Linked DNA regions of Homo sapiens: region 2 is linked to region 1. A link is a loop called in an ENCODE intact Hi-C map of the cell type or tissue named here. Cell type or tissue: ascending aorta. All regions are shown on one strand. Each heading gives the region's core, and the rest is flanking DNA. Links, peaks and the distances in the headings are about the cores only.

Evidence for each region. A loop is a pair of places that touch in the nucleus more often than their neighbours do. Peaks named below come from ENCODE experiments on the same cell type or tissue, not always from the same donor. Only the 100,000 strongest peaks of a DNase experiment are listed, where the experiment ranks them.
Region 2: it touches region 1 in a loop (7-fold over the local background); 30 of 110 quality-filtered maps call a loop at or near these places.

What each region holds. Positions count from the first base shown.
Region 1 is chr4:74,867,458-74,880,842 of GRCh38, forward strand. LOC105377282 (a long non-coding RNA gene) reads right to left here. Exons shown (of 4, transcript XR_938886.2): 2 at 12,554-12,752; 3 at 7,411-7,533; 4 at 4,293-4,550. Among named protein-coding and RNA genes, the nearest start is that of PARM1, 59 kb to the right of the region's middle. In ascending aorta, for the core only: a CTCF peak has its summit at 7,495 (motif pointing right); a DNase peak (open chromatin) is centred at 7,464; H3K4me3 peaks cover 1,968 bases; H3K27ac peaks cover 2,179 bases.
Region 2 is chr4:75,484,012-75,497,396 of GRCh38, forward strand. RCHY1 (ring finger and CHY zinc finger domain containing 1) reads right to left here. Exons shown (of 9, transcript NM_015436.4): 4 at 10,090-10,168; 5 at 7,878-7,922; 6 at 7,713-7,771; 7 at 7,600-7,626; 8 at 6,570-6,690. Among named protein-coding and RNA genes, the nearest start is that of RCHY1, 24 kb to the right of the region's middle. In ascending aorta, for the core only: a CTCF peak has its summit at 6,345 (motif pointing left); no DNase peak of the experiment used is centred there; H3K27ac peaks cover 785 bases.

The DNA of each region.
Region 1 (13,385 bases), core at 2,502-10,501:
GTTTTGAAACTTGAAGTCTTTGGAGTTTGGACAGTTGGAAAGAAACTCAAGATAAAGGAGAAAGCTATTGAGAGATATGAAACAAAGATGAGACATACTAGAAAAGGAGATATTTGGTTTTGCTGAAAAAAAATTAATGTGCTTTTCTTTTAACCAGTGCTTTTCAGTCAGTTGGGGGATAGAAGATGGCAATGAAGAGCTTGAAGAAGTTTCTTGGCTTATTCTCCTATATCACCCTCTATTCTTATACCCATATTCCCAACACCAATTGAAAACAACATCTCTTAATCTTCTGCTGTAATGTGGCAATTCATCGTATGTCATTGTGTAACATCTCATTAATTTTTGTAGCTGTAATTTAGGTTTTTTGCTATGAATTAGATTGTTGCATATTTATGCCTTATTTTTCCTAACTAGATTATAAACTAGAGAACAGAGATTTTTAAATTAATTTCCTATATTTCCCCGCAGTACTTACTCCTATGTCTTACATAATTCAGATTTTCAATAATATGATTTTATTTTATACCCAAACCATGGACCTCCACTGAGGCTGAAAAGGCTGGAAACAAGATAAATCAAAGAAAGTAAGACACACATGAATGGCTATTTTTCCATATCTCAAATTTTGAATGCTCACCCTTGACCTAAACAATGGAGTGAAAAATATAAAACCCAAACGTGAACAGAAGTAGTATATATAAACCACTTAGCAAAAACAGAAAGCTAATTAATAGGCAGATGCATCTTTTCAATGATCATTCTGAATCCAGATGACCTATCTATTCAGTGGTTTCAAAGGTAACTGAATAAACAATCCCTAAGAAATGGGGAAGAAACTTTAACTAAGAGAACATCTTAATTAGACTAACTGCAAGCAAAAAGAGGAAATATCAGCTCAGCACACAAAACTGAGAAACATAAGTACAGATAAGTACAGATTGATAACAATGAAATGACACTTCAAAAAGATAATATAAACAATATTAGCCTTTATCCTCTTTTTTAAATCACATGAAAGCACTCAGCACAGTGAGAAACGTGTTGGGCAATGTTTAGGGGTATGCACAGAAAGAAAAATCTATATGGCTGCACCACACTAGTAGCTGTAAGTCTCTCTGGAGAAAAGGCTAGAATTGGTGAAGGAGGACTGTCTCAAGATTTAGTCAGACAAGTAGACCACTAGAGAAAGAATAAAGTATATATAGAAAATTTCTACATATATATACATACACAAACACATATATGAATTTTATTTTTACAAGAATATTACCTGGCAGTTGCGAATGAAAGATGGCTGAAAGATGGGGAACAGCAAAAACATTCTGGAATCTACAGATACAGCCAGAAGCAGAAACATAAAGGAGAGCAAATTCTGGGAAATGTAATCTAGCCTAATCGCATTACAAATGTGACACATTACAAAGCCTCCACAGGGGCTTTAATTTATATTATTAAATAAATTTTTGGAGGGAAAAGTTATTTTAAAAACTCAAAATGACTTTTTTAGAGTTTTTAAAAATAAATCAAATCTAAACCATTATACTATGTCATATAAACAAAAAATCAATTATTTTTAAGGCTATTATGACACTGGTAACATTCACGCTAATGATTTATGTAAACAATCAAAAGCAAAATATATACAAGCTGGATGCTTTGAGAATATCTGAAGAATCGAGTGAGTTTTCTCAGCCGAGGGATGGTGTAATAGTGGCATGCCCTTTACAATGTCCAGTATTCTTACATAGTCAAGGATGAGGTTCTATGCGTCTTGCACAGATGCAAAAGTTCTGAAGTGTAACATTAAACATAACATCTTTTTCCCCTTAATTAACCAGAGAGAATTCTCAACATTCAGCAAACTGCTCATCGCATTTTTGCTAGATTCCTTTTCTACTAATTCTATTCTTTTAAGTCATAAACTTCTTAAAGTAAATGAAAGTAAAAAAATAGCAATTGTCAAAAAGGGAGAGACCCTATGTTTCCTCCAGCCATTTTCTATAAAATATCAGCTTTTTGTGGAACTTGAAATAAAATATTGGCATATCTGAAAACCTTACTTAATTGTGACCTTGATAATATGGTGTTTCATGCAACCCAAATAAATGTTCAGACTGCATTAAGGTGGGGCAGTAGGAAAAACAACTCCAATAATGAGATGTTACTGTAGCTCTAGGAATCATAAGTCTCTTGTACATTTGTATAGCACTGACATACCAGCCTGAAGAACTTTGAAAATGAGGTTTTCCAAGCCGTGGATCAGCACACATTGGCTTTTGCCAAGTTGTAAAGTGTTGATCTAATTCTTTACATTTAAGCCTGTCCACCTTATGGCTGACAGCCAATGAAATCAGGCCACGGGCCTTCCATTCATGGAGCTTTAGCCCTGTAACAGGCAGTGAAGTGCTAAGCATTTTATATACATTATTTAACTTCACCTTCACAGCTAACCAGTGAGGTAATTATTATCTCTGTTTTGCTAAAGAAAAGAAGAGTTGAGTAACTTTTCCAAGTTATGTCTGATTCCAAGCACATGTGTGACTATTACATTATCCTAGATTCATCTGGTTCTGTTCATGATGACAGCCCAGAATCTTCCTTGCCTTAGTAATAGCAGCCAATATTTATGGAGCACCAACCTGTAACAGATGCTGGGCTAAATGATTTATGCCATTTTAATCATTTAATCTTCACAGTCTGCCTATGAGATGGAGACTACTATTACCAGCAAAAGGAAAGTGCGTCTCAACAAGGTTTCTATAGTGAGAAATGGAAGAAGAATTTGAATCCTATAATGAGAAGAGGAGGAAGGGTTTGAATTATCAGATTGGTTCGAATCTCAATACTGCCAACTGCTACATCTTTATTTCAATTAAAATAAAACACCCCCAGCTCATGCATTTACCTACGAGCTTCAATCTACTTTGTTTCTAGGCTTGCTCTCATTACGATAAATTGCCACTTTCAGCTCTCTCCAATTTTTGAGACTGCTCTGACCTTTGATGTTATCAAATTTGGTTTCTCTTGCTTGACTCTTTATGTACTCTAAGAACTTTGGCTGACATTCAACCTCCAAACTGAAAAGCCCTCCTGATGACCATGTGCAAGATATTCCACTTAAGCATCCAATGACTCCAACCCCGGATCTGGTTCTTGCCCCCTCATGAGAAGGATTAGGACTTGAGCCAGGCCAAACCTTCCTCAGTGCCCTTAGCATCCCAGACCCCCACCAGGAAATGTCAAAGACAATATATGTCAAGTCAAAGCATCAATACTTTTATATTTTTGTTATTTTTTAAATGAAAATACTATTTTATGTCATATATATATATATATACACTGCTTGGTATTAGAAGTGCTGTTGTCATGTCAGAGCATTTGTCGGATCTAGTCTTATGCCTATCCTGTATTTTGTTTCCAGTACAACATTCTATGGAAACCTTATTTTGCACAGGTATATTATAGCAAAGATAACATAAAACAAAAGTTTCTCAATATTTAGGTGGTTCTACATTTTGCCATTGATAAGGTTTATTTCATATTGAAAAGCACAATTCTCACCTTTTAAGACAGCAAAGGCTACAATTGTTCACTTTCTAAAGATTTGATTTATTTACATAAACTATGAGGCTTACACCTCATAAGGAATACATTTGTATAATATGAGTGTTTAACTCATTACATTGTGATAATATCACAAATTTGTTGCAAGTTTACCACTCCAGACAACATAGACAAGGAATCTTAATTGGATTGCCTACATTAACCTAAAGAGGTATTTCTAAGTCCTCACTCTGCATCAGTGCATAAATCAAACCTCAGGGGTTTCTACATGTAGCTTCCTAAAACTTTTGGCACACTTTGTTTTAAGCAGATAATCTAAAAATAACAAGAACAGCCAAGAAAATGTATGTAATTTGTTTTTAACATATACATTGTAAATACATTTTAGAAAAAACATTTTTGGAACTTCTCTCTTCCTAAAAGAGCAATTCACTATATCTTAAGGAGCACTAAAACTCCTTTTCTTCTTATTAAATTGATACAGAGTCTCTGTCTCTCAGGCTAGAGTGCAATGGCACGATCATAGCTTACTGTAACCTTGAACTCCTGGGCTCAAGTGATCCTCCCACCTCAGCCTCTCAAGTAGCTGGGACTACAGGCGTGTGCCACCATGCCTGAAAGAGCACTAGAATTCTTAAGTACTATGAACAATCTGGGAAATTATATGTTAAACTATTATTCCTTGACAGTAATATGTGTACATTCAAACTTCTGGGAGAATGCCTTAACTCAATGGCTTGAAAGATTCCTGCCCAGAATGCTAGCAACAAAAGTGGATCAGGGAACTTCTAGTCAGCTTTGGGTATTAATCCCACTAAAACAGTTTCCATTCTTGGGGCTTGGTTATCAGGAGTCTGAAGTGCAGTCGTGGGTGTAGTTATGGCCAACTAGTAGAATGGAAGGATTTGGAGCTTGAGTCAAACAGTCCTGTGTTTGAATCCCTGTCATCTTTTAAAAGTTGTTCCCTCTTTGTTCCTCATCATCTGTAACATAGACATAATAATAACACACATGTGCATTTTAAATAAATAACATGAGTATCTATTACACACCAAGCTCTGTCCTAGATTATAATAATATAGCTGTGAAAAAGACAGACCAGGTCCTTCTGGGAGTTTACAGCCTAGCAAGGAGAAGACAGATAATTAGGAAACAAGGAAACTAAAAAGATAATCATAGTTTGTGCCTAGTACTCTGAAGATAATAAAGCCAGCTAATGCATTAAAGCTGTGCTATCAGATATAGTAGCCATTAGCTACATGTGGCTATTTAAGTTGAAATTGATTAAAATTAAATAAAACTAAAAATTCAGTTTCTCAGTTGCAGTAGTCACATTTTAAGACCTCAATGGCCATATGTAGCTAGAAGTAAAATTTTTCTGTCATCACAGAAAGTTCTATTGGATAGCACTGTTAACTAGATAAGGAGAGTTTGGGGCAAGGGAATACTTTAAATGATATTTATGTATATAAATAGCTGGTTCAATGCAGAAAACAATCTGTAGTGGGATCCAATATATTGGAACTATTATTATGTTAACATATCTTATGAGTCTATATACTTTTGCCCACTTTATTCATCAATTTATAAAGCCTTGGAATAAATCCATTTAAATGTAGCTAATTTGTTATTTCCAATTTATGTACTACTAATATCTAAAGTTCTAGGTTAATAACTTAAGCTCAAGACACTTACGAAAAGTATTTTTTTCTGCATAGGCTTCTTGATTCAAATAAAAAAGGAAATTATTTTCTTAAAATTTTGATGAATGATAAGCCTCAGAAAGTAGCCAAGTGCATTAGGCAGAAAGGACAATGGAAGCAATTTCTTAAAGGTTGAAATCATATTTGAAGTCAAAATAGATAAGGCTTAACAAGGTTCTAAATTCAAAAAGCAAATTCTTCTGTCCCTGATTTTCTGTAACTCTGACACTGATAACTCCACCTACCACATCTTAAAGATCTTTATGACAATCACAGAACTGGTATTATAGTCCCCAAAAGCTATGTGTAAAGCAGTATTTGTGCATCGAATCATACTTCCCAGTGCATGTTATTTTGAGAATATGTTTTACTTAGATAAAAGAAAGTAGCACCAATACAGAAAAACAACCTTTGAGGACTTACTGAATTCCTGGAACATGCCCAATGAAACATGCCAAAGAGAAACAACTACTTTAGAACTAAAAGTTTGTAATACTCACTTTAATACAGTGTGCTATGTAAATTTATTTTTTAATATGTTAAGATAATAGTCTGATTAATGTTTGAGTCCATTTATATTTGTAAATTTATTTAAGAAGCACACACGGGTTAATGTATACCAGCCAGATTTCATTTCTTTTCTTTAAAAATGACTAAGCAGAAACATTAACTGTGTTTGACCCAAGAATTTAGTAGAATTAATTCAGTGAAAAATCTCTATGGAGATATGTTTTCAGCTTAAGCTGGAGGATTAGTCGAATCTCTGTTTCCCAATCTAATAGTAATGGTGTTAATGCCTGTAAGTGTGGAAATTATAAACTACTCTATAACAGCCATTAAAGTTTTGTTGACCAAATGGCTAAATGAAAAAAACAGGTTAACCATCTCATTAGGAGAAGTGAAAAGTGTTGATTGAGCCAGCAGGGAACTCCGAAAATGATTTCCTCTTCTTGGAGCTACCACCTGGTGCCCTTAGGGTAGACAGAAGTGACATGTTAACCATGTATATGGAAATTGTGTCCAAATGTATTAAGTGAACAAATGTGAAACAGAAAGCTCTGTAGGAGGAACACCTTCTAGCTGGGTTTGGCTAGCCACACAGCTGCTCCTAGGACCCAAGGGCAGCTGCTCTTAGCTCCATTTAAAGAAACCCGTGAGAGCACCTTCAATCTTCTCTTTGTGGGCTAATTACCCAGTGAAGCAAGCAAAGCAGTCTCTGTGTACCTTTTCATTGTACAAAGAAAAATCTCAAAGCTATGTCTTGAAAAAGCTTTAAGAAATGGACTGTGTCCAATTATAAAATAGAGCTCTGGTTACTGCACATACTGCACAGTGATTTGAATTGCATCATCTTCCACATCCCCACCAACAACTCTTGGGAGCAAAATATAAGCCTTAGAACAAATTAATAACTCTTTAGGGTCATGCAACAAATAACATGCTTTTTATCTTAGCCACAAGACTCATTAGCAAACCTGAAGTGGCAGCTGCATGCTCTGGCTTCCTGGATTATTCCTGATCCCAAGAACACTAAAGCAATTGTTCACGATCCTTTGCACTGATATTCTGTAGAAGTATGTTTTTAATAAAGTTCTAGGATAGATATCTTAAAAGACGTGTTACTTTAAAAAAAAAGTTGATACTGATACTCTACCATGCAGGTAACCATATTTATAAAATATTTATGGTGGCATTTCTTTCTGGTTCCCAAAGTATTATATGTTCATGCCTTTGAAAGGAGGAAATACACAGAAAGCCAAAATGGAGATTGTGAAGTTTTACTTGCTTTTTAACTGTGTTTGTTCACTTCATAATATATTATAAACATTTTCCCATGTCATTAAATGTTCTTCTAAAGCGTGAGTGAATAGTGGTACAGAACACTCCAATTTTAACAATTCCTATTTTTGAACATTTGTGGTAGTTCCAATTTTGCTATTATAAATAACACTTTGAGAAACATGCTCATACATAAATCTGTCTGCTTATGTTTCTTTGAGATTATAAAAGTGGAAGCACTGGGTCAAAATATTTTAAATATTTTTAAAGATTTTGATAAGGGTGGTTAAGTTCAAACAGCCACTCTGATTTATGAATAAGAGAAAAGGAAAAATAAATAATCATGCCATGGAGTATTTACTGGAAGGAGCTGAACACAAAATGGCCAAGCCTTCGCTTTCATAGAGTTCTTCATTGCAAGGGCAGTGATTGATCCTTCTTGACCACCAGATGGCAGTAGAGAACACAGCAAACTGAACAAGACCTAGAGGAGAAGAGGAATCCACTCTTATTTAGCCTTATATACTTAGCCATTGGTTTTTCCTTGGGCAACTAGGAAGATTGGGCCTATCATATAAACAAAAAATAAATAAATATTATCAATCAGATCAGGCACAAAGACATTGGAGGAACACTTGCCTTTCATTGGACCTGGTGTTGAGAGCCACTAATCTGTTTTGCTTTATGTTTTCCTAAAGTTCTCTTCACACATTGGTCTCACTGCTGATCTTTTTCTGAAGTAGGTTTTGGTTTCTCTGGAAGCAGCCAAACATTTTATGTGAACCCCTGTACTTGCTCACCAGCTCACAATGAGGCAAAGTCTGGGTAAAATGAAATACTTTCACTAATGTCTTTGGGTTTTCCTATTTACTAGCTAAACAGGAAGTCACCAAGCAAAGAAGAGTGGCTGCTGTGAGATACCCCTCCACATTGACCTTAGACAGTCATTATTATTTATTCTGACTTTAGCGGAAAGAATACTTCCTTGCCTCCTTTTCCTGTCTCTGAGGAAAGGATATTCCAGACTCTAATGCATTTGGAGTTTCCAAAGATATGGTAGAGCTGTTCTCAAGATGCCTGAGACATGCAGAAAGCTTCATGATAGCTAGCACAGTGATGCCACAGCTGCACCAGCCAAATGCAATTGGAGTTTCTATTCAGTTTACTAGTGCAGCTACCTGAGCAAAGTACAGATAAAAAGGAAGTAACAACACAAGGGTGCCTCGTACTCCTGTTACCATTATGAAATTGAACTGAGACTTTAGTCTAGAATTTGCAGAGGCCAATTAGAAGGATTTGTTAAAAATATTAGTGCTCTTATCATAAAAACATCTATATGAACAACAAAAATATAAACAAAGAATAAGTAGTCTACTATTTGAGAGTAAGGATACTAACATCTGTTGAGTAATAATCCCTTCTTAAAACACCTAATAAGGGAGTATTAAAAAAAATGGAGATCAGGAAAAAGTCCTGAACCTACAATCAAAAATTAAATTGTACAGTATATGAGGTTCATTAAGCCACGTTCTTTACATGACTTCAAGTTTCCCTTTAAACAATTGGGCAATTCAGCTGGCAGAATAGAAAAAGTGAATGTTCTTTCGGCCTACACTCGTAGAAATACAGTGAGTGTAGTTACAGGAAACTTCTACCTCGCAATCAGAACACATTTGGAATATTTTGCTCAATTCAGAGGAGCAATGACAAACTGGACTCCATCTAGAACAAAGCAGTAGAGTATCAAAATCATGTCCTTTCTACAAGGAATGAAGGTTCCCCTGAAGAGAAGACTTAGGTAACAATATGATAGTTCTCTTTGAATACTGAATGACTCTTTCATAAAAAAAATGGAATTTATCCTTCCCTCTGTAGTTCACAGAACTAGATTCAATGAGTGAAAGTCATAACTTGCCAGGATTTTCATATACCCCCAGGGAGCACCTGTTTCCAATTCCCACAAAGGTACACTGTGGGCTAGTCAAGGCCATGTTCAAAAATTACCATGAGATCCAATCAACAATGGAAGGGTTGCCTGGAATGCAATGAGCTCATGAAAGGTTTTGAGCAGCCTGAGTAATTATTTTGGCATGAATATTCTAAAAGGGGCTCTTAAACTTCGGGGTTTAAGACTTTCATGGAGAAAGATGATCCATGAAAGTTCTTCCAACTCTAAGATTCTGTAATTCCTTAAAAACCAGAAATAAATCAGGAATTGCAAAAATAAGCTAACATATTCAAGGGAAGTTTTTTTTTTCAACTTTTATTTTAGGTTCAGGGGATATATGTGCAGGTTTTTCACCTGGGTATATTGCATGATGCTGAGGTTTGGAGTACAAATGATCCCACCACACAGATACTGAGCATAGTATCCAATAGTTAGCTTTTTAACCCTTGTCCCTCTTCCTACCTCCCCCCTCTAGTAGTCCTTAGTTTCTGTTGTTTGCCATCTTTGTGTCTGTAAGTATCAATGTTTAGTTCCCACCTGTAAGTGAGAACATGTGGTATTTGATTTTCTGTTGCATTAATTCTCTTAGGATAATGGCCTCCAGCTGCATCCATGTTGCTACAAAGAACATGGTTTCATTCTTTTTTATGGCTGCCTAGCATTCCATGGTTTATATGTACCACATTTTCTTTATCCAATCCATGGTCGATGGGCACCTAGGTTGATCTATGTCTTAGTGCTGCAATAAACATGCAAGTAAATGTACCTTTTTGGTAGGAAAATTTGTTTTCTTTTGGATATATACCCAGTGATGTGATTGCTGGGTCAAATGGTAGTTCTGCTTTAGGTTTCTCTGAGAAATTTCCAAACTACTTTCCACAGCAGCTGAACTAATTTACATTCCCATTGACAGTGTATAAGCATTTCCTTTTCTCCACAGCCCCACCAGCGTCTGTTGCTTTTTTACTTTGTAATAATAGCCATTCTGACTGATGTGAGATGATATCTCATTGTGGTTTTATTTGCATTTCTCTAATGATTAGTAATGTGAAACACTTCTTCATATGTTTCTTGGCCACTTGTATGTCAGTAGGGAGAACATTATTATTACATTGGCTTAGGTTAAGATACCAGATTCTTGAATTCCTAATGCAAGACCAAATCTTAAGCCAATAGAGTTTCAGGAGTAAAGATGAGGATAGGGACCTTGTGCAGCTTGAAGAAAACAGTATTGGTTGACTTTCTTAGAGGCAGAAAGGGTCATGCTGAAGTTAAGTAGAATCAAGTTTTTTTGGGTGGTTTTGTTTTGTTTTGAGACAAAGTTTCACTCTTGTTGCCCAGGCTGGAGGGTAATGGCATGATCTTGGCTCACTGCAACTTCCACCTCCCAGGTTCAAGTGACTCTCCTGCCTCAGCCTCCCAAGCAGCTGGCACTACAAGAGCACAGCCGGCTAATTTTTGTATTTTTAGTAGAGATGGGGTTTCATTATGTTGGACAACCTGGTCTCAAACTCCTGACCTCAGGTGATTTGCCCACCTTAGCCTCCCAAAGTGCTGGTATTACAGGCATGAGCCATCACACCCAGCCAGAATCAGGTTTTAAGAGCCAAGAATGAAGAAGGATACCAAGCCATCTCCACAATGTGACATGGGAACACTAGGAAAAGCCATATACATTTTAAAAACTTCTTTACATCACTGTTGATAACTGAATGTCAATAATTGAAGCTTTTAAAAAGAGCTGCACCCTCCCTATTTTGAAACTTTCTTTGTCCATTTTCTTTTCATGATTGTGCACTCACCCAGATCTCTTACAATTGTGCTCTATCTCTTTCCTAGGCTCCTATTTCACTGGTCATTCCCTAAATGCTCGTATCCCACTAAGTTCCATCTTCTGCCTGTGGCTCTTTCTTCTCACAAGCAACCTCTGGGTGAAAAACAAAAAACAAAACAACAACAACAACAAAAAAAAAAAACTGCTCTTAGGTGTTACTAACCTTTGAATGGTGGTAATTTTCCAACTCTAAATCCTCAGGCCAGACTGATATAAACAAGCACCTGTTGGACAGCTCCACTACGGTGTCCCATGGGCCCTGCAAAAGTCAACATGTCCCTAAACAAAGGCAGAATATCCTTCCTCGCACTTCACTATAGCACCTGCTCTTCTTTCTATAGTGACCATTTCCATTAAGGACATCAGAATGAAACTAACCACTCAAGCCAACAATCTAAATATCCTAATTTTCCTCCATCTTTCTCATCTCCCATATTCAAGCACCAAGTTCCACAAATTCTAGTTTCTCTAAATTTTTCAGATTCATTTCATCTGAATTTTTTCTGCTGTGTCCTCACATGGTCTTTTCTCTGTGTGCCCGCATCCTTAGTGTCTGTTTTTGTGTGCAAATTTCCACTTCTTATAAGGACACTTGTCAGAGTGAATTTGAGCCCACCCTAACAGCCTCATTTTAACTTAGCCACCTCTTTAAATATCTTTTCTCCAAATATAGTCACATTCCAAGGTACCGGGGGTTCAGCCTGCAACAAATGAATTTTGGGACAACACAGTTCAGCCCTTAACAACAAACTGCACACTTACTATCTCCTCTGCTCAATAAAGGCTTTGCTAAAGAGGACAGAGAGTAAGGATACTGAGGGCTTGGTCAGAGGAAGAGGTTGTGGTAGGGCAGAGTAGTAGAAGAAACATCAACACAAAAAGAAATGAAAATTACCAGGCCTCAGAAAATACTACCTATCCCACAAGCTCACTGAAAAGAATATTCAAGAATACTTTCTGCTTTCAATTGTCAAAAGGATATGAAGGAGAATATCACAATCTCATGAGCAAATGAAAGAGTAGAACACAAAACAGGCAGGAAAGCAGCTTCTCCAACTAGGCTGGGATTATGGCACATAGGCCAGAATGTTAACAGGGTGGCCTTTAGTTTGATACATGAACAAAACACCATATAAAATATGTAAAGATATGCACTCATGGCCAGTATCAATGTTACCTCAAGTTGGCTTTGATAAAGTATGTCTGTTCAAATGAGTTGAGACTCAAAAAACAATTTTTGCACACTTCCAAAAAGAGAACCTAAATGTAATTTAGCATTTCAAGGGTATTCTCAATGCTTTTAATCTATTGTTATTCTAGACAGAAAACTAACGAAATATGCCAGCCTGCTCAGGCATTAACAAAAAGCGAGACCTTTTTATATATTAATCTTGAGTTATGAACACTACTCAGCTAATGGATAAATGCATGTCATTATTCCCAGTAATAGCAAATGCACATTGTTGCCTGAAAGTCACTCATCTGTGCTCTTATTTTCATCAATGTTTGCTAATATCTAAGCATTGACCACGGTAATAATACCAGCCAACATTTGAATAAATTTTAACAGCTTACAGTGTGCTTTCCAATAAATGTGAGCCTGAGGCTCACCATAGAGGGGTGGGATAGGGAGACTCTCTGGTTAAATGCACAGGTTAGCACATGATAAGAGTTTTAAAATACCCACATAAAATTAAAAATCAGAAACGTCAAATGACTTACCCAAAGTCACACAGCTGATAAATGATGGAGTCAACACCTAAGCTTCATCTTTTAAATTTAAATTCAGTGTTTTTGCACTCCGCTAACCAAGAGTTCACATATACATCCCTACAACTGCACACCAAGCTTTGTAGATGCTGTGAACTCACAGATGCATGAGGTTCAGTCCCTACCTTCAATCCTTCAATTGCATTACAGTCTAAAAGGGAGAGACAGACATATAAATAAGAAAGTGTAATAAAGTGTGGAGAAGCTTTGACATAAGTATATGGAGGAACACAAAAGAGGATAGACATTTTTCTCCAAAGAATGGTGAAGGGGTGAGGAATGTCTCTATAAAAGTAGCACTTCAGATAAGGAGGTAATCATCAAATGATAGCAGAGGATATTTCTGGCCAAGGGGGCTATATTACCAAAGCATATATATATATATATATATATGTGTGTGTATGAAAAAGACTGGATATATAGAAAACACTGCAAATATTTTGATATAGCAAAAGCATAGGGTTATTGGAGATGGGAGAGGCAACAAGAGTTAAGGCCTGAGAGATAGGGGCTTGACTACGCGGGGCCTTCATGGCAAACCAAAGATTGGAAGGTGTGTCCTGTTAATAAGAGTTTTTTGAAGCATCGTTGTCTATGAATTGATGGGCATTGTGACATTAAAAATGTGAAAGATTGGAAAATGGATTGGATGGGTGTAAGACAGGAGATAGGGACATCAGTTTGGCCTGTTCCTCTAAACCAGGCAAAAAATCATATGAACCACAAGGAGCAATGGAAATGAAGGAAATTCAGCTTTAGAAACTTCAAAACATGGTGATCACTC
Region 2 (13,385 bases), core at 3,332-11,331, 620 kb after region 1:
GCTAATTGCAACCAAATAAAGAAAGTCAAGACCCTCTGAATCTATTCTGGTTCAGGGCTGCCTGATTCACAAACTGTTTCTCAATTAAGTTCTGTTAAATTTAATTTGTGTAAGGTTTTGCTTCAAACAGCTGGCATCAGAAGTGGGATTTGAAGTACAGCTTTCAGTGACCGCCAGGAGCACCAAGGGGACCCAGTAAGGTACCGTTAGGCCCTTTGTGTCCACTGCTCTCTTGCAGCCATTAGGAATCATGGTAAGTTCTCAGATTCTAAAGCTCTGCGCATTTGTGTTTTGAGCTATCCAAGTTTTTTTGAACACATTTTCTATCTGAACTGAATTCAGAAGTCGCAACAAAAACTGGACTGGGTCCAGGATCCAACTGCCTTGGATCTAGCTAAAGACCTCTTATGCCTGACTGGGTCGGGCAGAAGCACAGTAAATGGCAAAACAGCAGGGGGTGGGGGTGCAAATTTTGGCTTTTGGAAATTCACAGGGTTTTTTGTGTCCTGCCCTCTTCAATTCTTCTTCTTGCACATTTAAGTAGAGAAAAATCACTGGTTAAGTTTACCAAGGAAATATGAGAGCCAAAGCCAAGATTCAAGGTGAAAATGGGATCCTTAATTTCTGAAGAACTGAGCAATCTACCTTCTGGCTCTGCCTACATTTACAAGTGTAAGTATTAGGCCCCAGAAGCAGCACTTTTTAAACATTTTATAGAAGGATAAAATGCCATTTGCTTATAGAAATGGCAAAACCTTACTAAAAGTAATTTAAAATTATAATGGAACGTCCCAAATGAACACTTAAAACTACACTTTAAGAAGTGCATTTGATGATGGCCATAAGCTGTTAAAAACCAAACCAAAAAAAAAAGTGCATTTGAAAATGAGGGCTCCCAAATTAGACTCATCTAAGAATGCCTATTGAGTGAAGCTTCTAAAAATATTTCAATATTTTTATTGCCTTAAAAAAAAGATGTTTTAAAAGGCAAATAAAAAGCTTAACTAACTGATAAGACAAATTAAATCTACTAGCCTTTTGGCTTAGTTACTATACTGCCCTGAAGGCTAAAAGAAAGCTAGCCTGGATTAAATGTTTATAAAATATAGGCCCTTAGGTAAAGCTGACTTGCCTCTTTTTCAGATCTATCCATACTGTGCCCAGGCATGGACATGGACACTAAGATACTTCTGTTTAATTTCTGAGTAAACTGCAAACAATAAAAAAGAACGCTGTCTTTCCCCTACTGTCTTAGTGGGCTCCACCCTGAACTCAGTAATTTTAGCTAAGAAACAGTAGTTAAATTTTTAAAAACGATCTATGGAACTAAAGTATACCTTTCTGGCATTCAACTGGCTATACTGAAGGCTATCCTGAAACCCTTTTGGTAAAATCAATTTATATCTATAAAGGAAATTTACATTTGTAAAGGTGTCTGTGTACATTAGGAACTCTTATCACTATTTTAAATTTATATAGTAAGTCATACCTTTGTTTAAGGTGACTGGCCATCTTGTCTTAACTTTTACTCACACCATTTTTTCCTTGGTTTGAGCAAATGATGGTACAATATTTACGTCTAAAGTCTTAGCTGTGTGCTTTTGAGATATACATTTTCTACCTTGTTTGACCTAAGAATTGGCCCTTTAGAAATGCATATTTAGGGCTGCCTAGCTAACAATTGCTTAGGGCAATGAAACAGGTTAATTGGTAAACTGATAGTCTGAATGGTGAATAGAAAAACTATTTAAAAGCCAGCAAATGAGAATCCTTTAGGAAAGCTCTAAGATCTGCTTCTGTCTGTGTCTGTATTCCTATAGGTGTTATGTGTATGTGATAACATTTGGTAAATAAAGCCAGTTTTTATATTGTTAGTAAATAGGAATGGCTTCAGAGGTGTCTGTTGAATATAATTCAACACTTGCTTGATTTGACTGTGAGCTTGTTTTGGGTTTTGAACCTCTAGATTCTCAAGTCTGGCTAGGTGAGACCTGGGTACATGTTCTCAGTGCCTAGACCTGTAGCTACAAAGCAGAATCAAGCCCACTAGAGCTTCTTCTTCCCTGTCTTAGCTTTGCCTCCTGGCTATTCTAGGAGGGGTTCCATCCTCCAAGCATCATCTTTACAGCTCTGTCTTCTGTTCAAAGCTCTGTAAGTGGTACGTAAATTCAGGACTCAGACAGGCTCTGCCCTTCATAGCCCTCCTGGTTGACATATGACTACTTGAGACTCAAGATGACTGAGAAAACATTCGGGAGGGTACATCTGTGTCCTAATTTCAAATTTTTTTTCAGTAATTTAAAATCTTATAGTCATATGTTTAAGTAAATAATCATAAAACTTTTAAGTCATTTATAAGTTAAAATGCTAAAACATTAATTATAAGTTTAAGTTTATATACTTTGGCATCTTATTTTTATATAGTATAGAAAAACTAAATATATTTAGATATCTTAATAAATAATAATTTAAGGAAACATCCTTCCAAAAAATTAAAATGGCTTCCATCTATAAATACTGATACAAAACAGTTCAAAATTACTTCCTAGGGTTTTCACTGGAAATTAGGATTACTAAGAGTTAAAACTGTAGTTAATATATGTAATTAAAACTACTAGATGTAAGAAAAACAATTCCCTATAAGGAGTGTAAAAACAAGCAAGATATACTTTTGGTAAGACAAGTTGCAAAGGCATGTATTTAAAAAAATTCAGCTTCAGGAGGCCAAGGAGGCCAAGGCGGGTAGATCACAAGGTCAGGAGTTTGAGACCAGCCTGGCCAATACAGTGAAACCCCGTCTCTACTAAAAGTACAAAAATTAGCCAGGCGTAGTGGTGTGCGCTTGTAGTCCCAGCTACTCGGGAGGCTGAGGCAGAAGAATTGCTTAAACCCTGGAGGCAGAGGTTGCAGTGAGCCAAGATTGCTCCACTGTACTCCAGCCTGGGTGACAGAGAAAGACTCCGTCTAAAAAAAAAATTTTGGTCTAGTTTGAAGTTACTTAACGGTTGTTTCAAATTGAAGGAATAAAAAAGTGTAGATTAAAATACAGAACGTTCAAAAGAAAGAATTTTAAAAGTTTATAAGGGAATATAAAAGATTTATGGAAATCTTACGTGGTAAAAAACTGACAGATTGGATGGATTTGTTTACAAGGTTTTATTAAAATTCGCTTTAGTCCTAACAATACAAAAGTAAAATCTGGTTTTCTCTCTTGAACAAAGATTTCATGTAGTATTAATAAGACAGTTAAATATTTTTGTTTACTTTTGGGTAAATTTCAAACAATAAAAAGAGGAGACAAGGGGAAACAGATTTTGTCTCACGCTGTCTCAGGACTTTTAATTGTTTAGAAAACTGAGTTTCGAAGAGTAAAGGTTTTTGCTTTTTAAAACCTGTTAATTCTCATATTGGCTATATAAATGACTATATATAAATATATATATAGTCATATATATATTCACAATATATATAGTCATATATATTCATAATATATATATTCATAATATATATATTCATAATATATTCATAATATATATATTCATAATATATTCATAATATATATATTCATATATATATTCATAATATATATTCATATATATTCATAATATATATATTCATAATATATATATTCATATATATTCATAATATATATATTCATATATATTCATAATATATATATTCATATATATATTCATAATATATATTCATATATATATTCATAATATATATTCATATATATATTCATAATATATATATTCATATATATATTCATAATATATATATTCATATATATATTCATAATATATATTCATAATATATATATTCATAATATATATTCATAATATATATATTCATAATATATATTCATAATATATATATTCATATATATATTCATATATATAAATGTGATCCTATTTTGGTCAAGTATTTTAAATCTTCGACACACTTGACAAGCTTCCCAAAATCAAATTTCAACTTCAAAATTAAGTCTTTTTTTTTTACCTCTAACTTTGGCATGCTACAAAGGGCCCCTGCGGTATTCAAAAGAGAAAAAAATGATTATTTGATCTGTTAAATTACATAGGAAGCACTGTCAAATAAGAAATGATATTTAACCTTTGTGTTATATTTTTATTAAGATTTATTCCAAAATTATATGAGATTCTAAAATTCTTTATGTCGGGGTATATGCTATCAGTCTTAATTATGGTTACTGTGTTATTGCAGGCCACAGAAATAACCAAATTTCCTTGTCAATCATGTCTTTAACTATAACCATTTTAAGTTGTTTCCACAGTTAACTGCTTAATTCTGATGCAGTTTCTCTGAAAACTAGACAAGCAAGCAAAATCCTACAGTACTGTGTCTTCAAGGAGGTTCATGAAAGGATGAAAAGGACCCTGACAAACTCTCTTAAATATAGACTTCTGACAACTTTAGGACTTGGACTGGATAACAATTCCTAGAACTCTAATGGAGAGACTGACTGGTTTATAAAACTGCCAACCCAAGCAGGATAAAAATTGATTGAATACCAAGAAAATACTTTGCCAGATTTTCACACTAAAGCAGCCAGTACTGAAATTGTTTAGATTTCAATCAATTCCACAATCCAAGTCAAATTACCTATAATAACCCTTCAGTTATCAGTGGTAGGCACCTAACCTGGTATTTAAGAGGACACAAATCCAATGTTAAGCATGGACTCATGGAGAACCTGGACAGCCACCTGGCCCTTCCTAAATCCTTAAAGCTTCCATTATTAAAAGTTCTGCATTCCAGCCAGGCAAGGTGGCTCATCACTCCTATAATCCCAGCACTTTGGGAGACCGAGGCGGGTGGATCACGAGGTCAGGAGTTCAAGACCAGCCTGGCCAACATGGCGAAACACCGACTCTACTAAAAATACAAAAATTAGCCAGGTGTGGTGGCGGGCACCTGTAATCCCAGCTACTTGGGAGGCTGAGGCAGGAGAATCGCTTGAACCCTGGAGGCAGAGGTTGCAGTGAGCCGAGATTGTGCCACTGCACTCCAGGCTGCACAACAAGAGCAAGACTCTGTCTAAAACAAACAAAAAAAAAAAGTCTGCATTCCATGGCTCATCATGGAAAAGATAAAATATTCCAAATTTTACATGTATATATAAAATTTATATATATTGCTAAATTGCTAAAATAATTTATGACCAATGTTTGCTTTGTCGAAACCATAATCCTGGGAAGACAATCAAAACTTCACGTACATTTCTGCTACCTGATGGGCCATTTAAGTATTTATAGAAGGATTACATTCAATTGTCATTTTGAATGCATGTTTTCTGGTTGTATAGAAGGTATCCCATGCAAGAGGGTTAACTCTATTACAGTACCTAAAAGGTTATTATAAAATGTGTTTCTCTCATGGGACATTCCTAGAGAAATCTCCAGTGACACAGGTACTTATTTCACTGGATAAGTTGTAAAATAGTTAAATAAGATACTACAGATACAATAGCATTAGGCAAAACTAACTGAATTGACTGGATTGCCTTGGTCAAAGATATTGCAGATTGATGGTAATCAGATCCCCTTGGAGTGGAAAACGTAAGTTGACCCCTTACGAAATAATCACTGGAAGGCCTGTATACCTAATAATAAATAGAATCTCATGTATCTTCCACTACCAAACTCTGATATGACTAAATGCCGCAAGGCTTTTATGCATTATGCCAAAGTGTATTTTCACCAAGTAAAGAAAATTTTGATGGTCCAATGACTAAGAACAATCAAACCCTTCACAATCTAGAATCTGGAGACTGGGTCTCTGAGAACAACATCAGAGAAAGACTGCCTTTTCCACCTACACTAAAGCTTCTGGACTTTGAACTTAGGTTCATTATCTCACATTTCAGAAGGGACCCTCCACACTCTTGGAAGTGGACACCCATGAGAGACCTTAAGACAAAGTTAACCAGGAAAGTTTCTCCCCAGAAGCAAGCAGCATTTTAGTGTGGACAGTTTTTTCCCAAGATCATGAATCAAGACTTCTCTGTAATTATGACTCTTATCTCTCAATTTGTTCCTTGCTTATGATTCTGTGAACAACAGAAGTGAAAAAGGGGTCTCCTGTGTGCACTCCATAAAAATAAGTCTAAGATGGAATAAAAAGGGTAATAAACACTAAAAACCAAAACGTAATCTCAAAAATCAGCAAATATGTTCTCCTGAAATAAAATGTAAAATAATTAAAAATAAAATGTACTTAAAAAGTCCCACCAGTGATCCAACCCTAGTCAGTTATATTACTGACTGACTCTGGCAAGTAATATGTAAACAATTCAGAATGAAGTTTTTGCCTGCCATCTAGTGTTGGGAAAAACTACATAAAGGTATTCTTAAGACTTTTTTTTTCCCGATCTGAGCTACTTAACTAAAATTTAAAAATCATTTTGTGCTTTCCATTAATCATCACATTAGCATCTGTGTCAAACCAGTATATATATATTTTTTTTTTGGCAAATTCAAGCAGGAGGGCAAAAATAAGAGTGCCAACAAGGAGTCTACAAAGTTTTAAGTATTGATTCTACTCACATCCACAGTCATGTTCTGATATTCTGATGGCATAGGAGTCTGTGCTACTTCATCATCCAGCTGTCTCCAATACCTGGTCATATCTAAAGCAGAGTGCATACATAATGGACATCTGTAGCCTCTGAAAGAGATAGAAAGGTTATTTTCCAAATATTAAACAAGAATATATTAATTCAGGTATACAAGAAGATGCAGGCTAACTGCCACATGAACCATTCAAAACAGGCATTTTCCTCCATTTCAAGATAATCTCTTAGGAACCTGGGAACTTTCACACTATAAAACTTTTAAATTAATTCCTGTATACTTATTTAAAACTAAGTCTTTTTCCTCAGTACTCTAAAATGGAGAGGAATTAGTCCATATTCTTTGTAGAATACACTTCATATATTTTTATAAACTAATTAAGCTACTCCTTATCTAAACAACCTTAATTTCTTAATACACTCATGTAAAGAGACTGTATTTGTTTAAAATTATTCAGATATTATTTCCTTTCTAAAAATTTGAAAAAAAGAATGCTCTCTCTAGCTCTTCACATTTTTGCTCATCAATATGTAGGACCAAAATACAGTCTTCTCTTTTCAATTATTTTCATCTAATTTTAATATCTTTTCCATTAATAAAGTCTTAGCTTTAATGATCACTTCACCTACTTTCTTTTAGTTTACTATACTTGGCCAATATAACAACCTAACAAATTTTTGGCAATATTTTTCAGCATTTTTACAACACTATAACTGCATCTGGCAAAAACTGCACTTCCTGGTATATATGGCCAGAAAAAAAAGAGGTAACTACCTCAAATTGTGGGAGGAGACAAGATTTAAGAGAAACATATGGCAAAAGTGTAGTTCTATATCCAAGACACTTTGTCCTGTTTTAACAATATTCATCTACCCTACCCATTTCAATATAAATATTGCCATGCCCAATATAGTATAAGTAACAATGTTTGTCCACCTCCCCACACCACACACACAAAAAAGTCAAACATCTTACAATTATTTTTAAAATCCCAAACACTCACTCTTTCAACATTTCTTCATAACACGTTCTGAAAGAAAATATAAGATTATTTTAGTAAAACAAAAACTGTCTCCACTATTTTCAAACATCATTGAGAAAAAGATGTTACTTTACCTATGTAAAAGATGTCCACATGGCAAGACATGAGCAACAACACGGGATGTGTGAATGTCCTGTAAATGAAATAAATGTTAGTGCTTGTATGAAGACAATATAAACATCCAAGTATTTTAAATTCAAGAGCTGAGACTTCCAAAGTAAAAAATATTTTAAGCCTACCTCCAAACATATTGGACAATTCTGTCGGGACACATTTTCAATACACTGTTTAAAAGAGAAATTCACATTAACAAAAGCTTAACTAGATTAAAATGTCAGGTATAAAAATATTAATAATAAAAATTAACAAAACCAACTTACTAAAAATAATAGCTAACATTAATATATGCTTTTTATATGTAAGAAGAGTTTTTTAATAGTTATTTAAATCTCACACTATTTCAGGCTTGGCATATTATCTGATACAATGAAAATGTCAATAAACATTATTGAGATTACCTTCATTTCACAAATAAGGAAAGTGACTTAGGAATTCAAGACACTTACCCAAGATCCAAAGATAATAAGATTTGGAACCTTTGCATATTATGTATGTTTTACTCCAAAGCCAGTGACCTAAATTAGTAAGCTCAACTTACTAATAATATTGGTAATAATAGTTCATATTATTGAAATTTACTACATGCCATGTTCAGCACAGTACCTGTATAAGATCAATTAAATCTCACAATCCTAGATGAAATAGGCTATGATTGTTATACCATTTTACAGTTAAAGCAGTGGAGGCCTAGAGAAGCTAAGGAACTTCCAAAGTCACACATTAATAAGAGGCAGAATTAAACTGGAGCTCCAGCAGGCTAACTTCAGAGCCAGAGTTCTTAATTTGACAAGATGTAATGTCTGATTAAATCCAAGGAGGTAAGGGAAAGCACTGTGCCATGGAAGACTCCCAGGTTTTTAACGGAAGCACTTAATAGATGGCAGGACCACTTAGTAATATAGACAATAAAAGATAACTGAAAAACAACATAACAAAAAAAACCATAACAAAAAAATAGATGTAAGTTTTTGAAAGATGACAGTATAGTGGGGAGAAAAACCCTCAAAATAATAAGCTTAATAGTAAGTTTAAAAATCTAGACTGTAATCCTAGCTCTGCTATTTACCAGCCCTTGAGATTTTGGACTAGCCACCACTTTAGTCTTAACGTTTCTTATTTATAAAATAAAATTAATACATATTTCATTTGATTCTAAAGTGCACCTCACACATACATTTTAACATCCCCACAATTACAACATATCTGATCATCAGTGGCATCTCTGAGTTGATGGAATGTAAATGCTGAGGTGAGGATGCAATGAATTAGTGTGTGCACACACACTACACATGCTTTGGAAACCAGAACATCATAGAAATGTAATCTATAAGATACTATTGACTCCTGGCTATCTCCATTAGCATAGCTTGCCATCACCCCAAACTCAAGTTTAAAAACCAAACTCAATCTTTTATCTTCAAAAAATTTACAATCTACTAATCAAGTACCTTAAGCTGGGGCTGAAAATCTTCAGAGTCATCTTTACTCTGCCTCATTCTTTTTCCTTAATACCATTACCACATCATATATGTTCATTATTCATCTCAATTTTCCTCACCACTTTACTATTTAGGCCAAGTTCTAGCTAATATTATATTTCTGCAATAACTTCTTATTCTTATATTCTATCGAACCTACTATACTGCTAAGTAAATGATTTCAAACAGTCTCTTTCCAATTAATGTCTATCTGTCTCTCTCTCTCTCAACAGCTACAATGTTGCTACTTATACTGTTCTGCCTTATCTGGAATTTCCTATACTTGAACAAGTACGATTTACACTTCACTTTACACCAATCCTCCATTCTCTTAATTAAATTCTTACAGTAGATAGAATCAGTACTATAATGTAATACTTTATTAGATTTTTTTTTAAATAATGAAAAAGGGCCTGGGATTGTGACATAATTCCTACATCCAGATTTAAAATATGTATGTCTTAATTATAAAAAGAAATAGTAAAATATTTTCTGAATTTTCTTAGAATGTTGTGCTAATTAGGTTACACCATTCAGTATTTCTCCTGTTTTAAAGTTATTCTTAAAAGCAGTACCAATGGTAAGAATCCATAAACTAACTTGGAAGTTGCCAACATTATGCTAGTAAGTGATATAAGCATTCTTACACTACAGAGAAGAAAAGGAACTGTAGGTCAGATATTCTGAGGTACATATTTTAAAATATCTACTTGTTAATACTGCTTTTCAAAAAAGCAATATAGTTGCACTTGGAAATACATGAAAATTAGCATGCTTCCAAAACATATTAGAAGTTAAGCTTATTGCAAAAACACTGTAATATTTTTAAAATTATACAAACTAAATTATATACCTTGTGTCTTCCTTGAAGATTCATAGCTAGGCATAAGTTACATTTCAAACAATGGAAAAAATCTTCCTTTGGACCAATCCTAGCAAAACACATGAAAGCCAAAAGATTAGATTATTTTTTACTACAGTCATGATTTGTTCATTATGTAAAACACAAGTTTAGTCTCTGTAAAAAAAATTTCCAGCCACAATGGAGAATATGGGATAAATCCCTATCTCCCCAACATCCCTCTCCAAATGTAAGCACTATACACAGAGTGGTATCTACCCTTCTAGGGCTTTTTTTTCTTTTTCTATAAAATTGCAAAAAGAGAGAAACACAGACACACACACACATTTCGGGTTTGATTTCTTACATTAATGGATTCTTTCTACAGATGCCATTCTGCAACTTTTTTTCACTTGATATATTCTGAGGATTTTATGTCTGTCTACACAGAACCACTTCATTCTTCTTAATAGCTACATTAATGGCATGGATGTATACTAATTTTTTTAAATATTCCCTCAGAAAGATCATAATTTATGATCTTTAGTTGCTACAATGATACAGTAAACATCCTTGTCCAGACATCACTTAGTTCACATGTTGATTATTTTTTACGAGATTCCTAGAAGTGAAACTACTGAGTCAGAAGATGTTGCAACATTAATTGTGATACTGCCAAACTGACCTCCAAATAGACAGTACCAATTTATACTTCCACCAACACTGCATGAGAGTAACCATGTTCCCCACACTTTGGGTAACATGGTTACTTGTATTATAGACAAACAAAAGATGTCATTTTAATTTGCATTTCACAAATAATGAGACAGGGACTGTACATTAATGAACTACTTGGATTTCTCTGTGGATTGTCTGTTCATATGTTCTGTCCATTTTTCTACTGAAGTATTTGTTTTTAACCAATTTACTGGTAAAAAATATATCATGAATATTAGTTATTTATATAATGAATATCAATGTTTTCATTCGCATGTATTATATTTATATATCACCAATATCAATTTTTTATTTGCATATTTTATATTTACTTTTCTGGTCTGTGATTTCTCTTAACTTTGTCATATAGCCATTTTTAATTACTATGTGGTAAAAAGTCATCAATATTTTCCTGTATAGCTTATGCTTTCTGCCTCTTGTTTAGGAAACTTTTGTAACCTATAGATCATAAACAGACTCTCCTATGTATACTTCTAGTACTTACAGCTTTTCATTTTTATATTTTTCTTTAATCCATTTGAAATTTGCTATATATGGCAAAGGTTAGATTGCTACTTGTCCCTAAATTTCTATTCTCCACTTCTTCTACAATGATAGGGTATTTAGCTAGGCACTGAGCTATTCAGAACTGTCCTGAATAAAGACTATTTTCCAACATACCTGGACGTTGGGAACAGAAGAGATACATGAAAATTCTGCATTGTACCCTCAAGAGGAAAAATATGCCTTCCCTTCACCTAACTAGCCTTTCTACAGACCAGAATATGAGGCATTTTAGACTACAGAGACAAGAAAATATCTTATGGGTGACAAGGCAAAAAACAAGAAGAGCCTGAGTTCCTGTTTAGCTACACAACTCAGATTTATTTCCATGAGAAATGAACTTCTGCCTTTCTTGAACCACCATTACTTTGGGTTTCTGTCACAAGATGCTAAATCCATACTCTAATGAATACAGTTTGAAGAGTCAATTTTTGGTTTCCGAATGGATAATCAATTATCTTAATACTACCCTTTCCTGATTTGAAATGTCACTTTTGCCATAAATTCATATGTATAAATATTTGTCTGTGTATATACACACACACATATTTATCTATTCGTCTATTCCTGCACAAACAGCAAACTATTTGAATTACTATAGCTTTATCATGTTTTGATATGTGGAACGGCAATCCACTCTTCGTTGTCCTTCCTTCAAAATTTACTCAGCTATTGTGAATTTTCTCTTACAAATGAACTTTAGAATAGGCTGTCAAACTCCATAAGTAAAATTCTGCAGGGACGTTTCCACTACTGCCAAAGATAGAATAACGGAGATCAGACCTACCCTCCCATCTGAAAAAATAATGACAAAAGACAGAATATATGAAACAGCAGTTTCACTGAACATCAGGCAACAACACAGAGTGATCTGTGAGAGATAAGAAACAAAGTAAGTGAGCCCTAAAATTGCTCATTTATTGCCTAGAGAGTTTTGAGGCCAGGACAGGTTAGAAGAACTAAGGGTGAGCTAGGAAGACATCATGATTGAAATGATGAGCTGAGACAGTCTAGAGAAACCAAGACAGATTCATAGGACAGAGCATCAGATAGGAGAGAGCTGCACAGAGAAACCTCTGAAATATTTAGTAGGATACCCATCAGCACATGGATGTAAGAAAACTACCCAAAGCCAGGGAAACAACCTTCTAAAGAATGAGAACAGTACTACTCACACATGGCTAGGAACAGTGCCTGATCCCATCAAACAGACTGGGGAAACTCATAATTCGCAGGCTCCGGGTGGAGTATTCAGAAGGATATTGCCTCAACAGTGGAGAATAGCCCTGGGATAAGCCCTTCTGTAGATCTACCTAACAAATTAGAAAAGTAAATCCCAGAAAGTCTAAACTGTTTCCAAGTAACTTAACTGCATCCCAAAATAAAGCTCAAGAAGATTTATAGGAATACAAAAATACCCAGCACTAAACATGATAAAAAGAAAAATCACATCTGATATCCAACCCACAATAACCAGGCAACAAAGAGGCAGAAAAACACAACCTAAAATGAGAAGAATAATCAATCAATCAACCCAGAACAGACACAGATGTTAGAATTAATACAGGGCATTAAAAGTTATTATAACTGTATACCATTACATTAAAAAAGTATTAAATATGAAAAATATGTTTAAAGACCCAGATCAAACTTCTAGACATAAAAACTACAATGTCTGAGATTTAAAAATACACTGATGAAACTAATGGCAAGTTTGATATTGCTAACAAAAAGGTTAGTCAACTTGAAGGCACAGTAACAGAAACTATCCGAAATGAAATAGGAAGAAAAGGGAATTTTTTTAAAACGACAGAGCATGAGTAAGCTGTGAGACAACTTCAAGCAACCTAACATACATGTGTTCAGTTGAGCCTAACGCTGCCTCCTACATATTTTAAGATCGTCCTAAAAGGCTTTGCTGTACATAGTTAACTGTAACCTAACTGGATGTGTTTACCTACAGTAACCTACTCTAGTACCAATCAATCACCAAGTTTCATCCAATCACAGGCAGTCCTCGGTTCAAA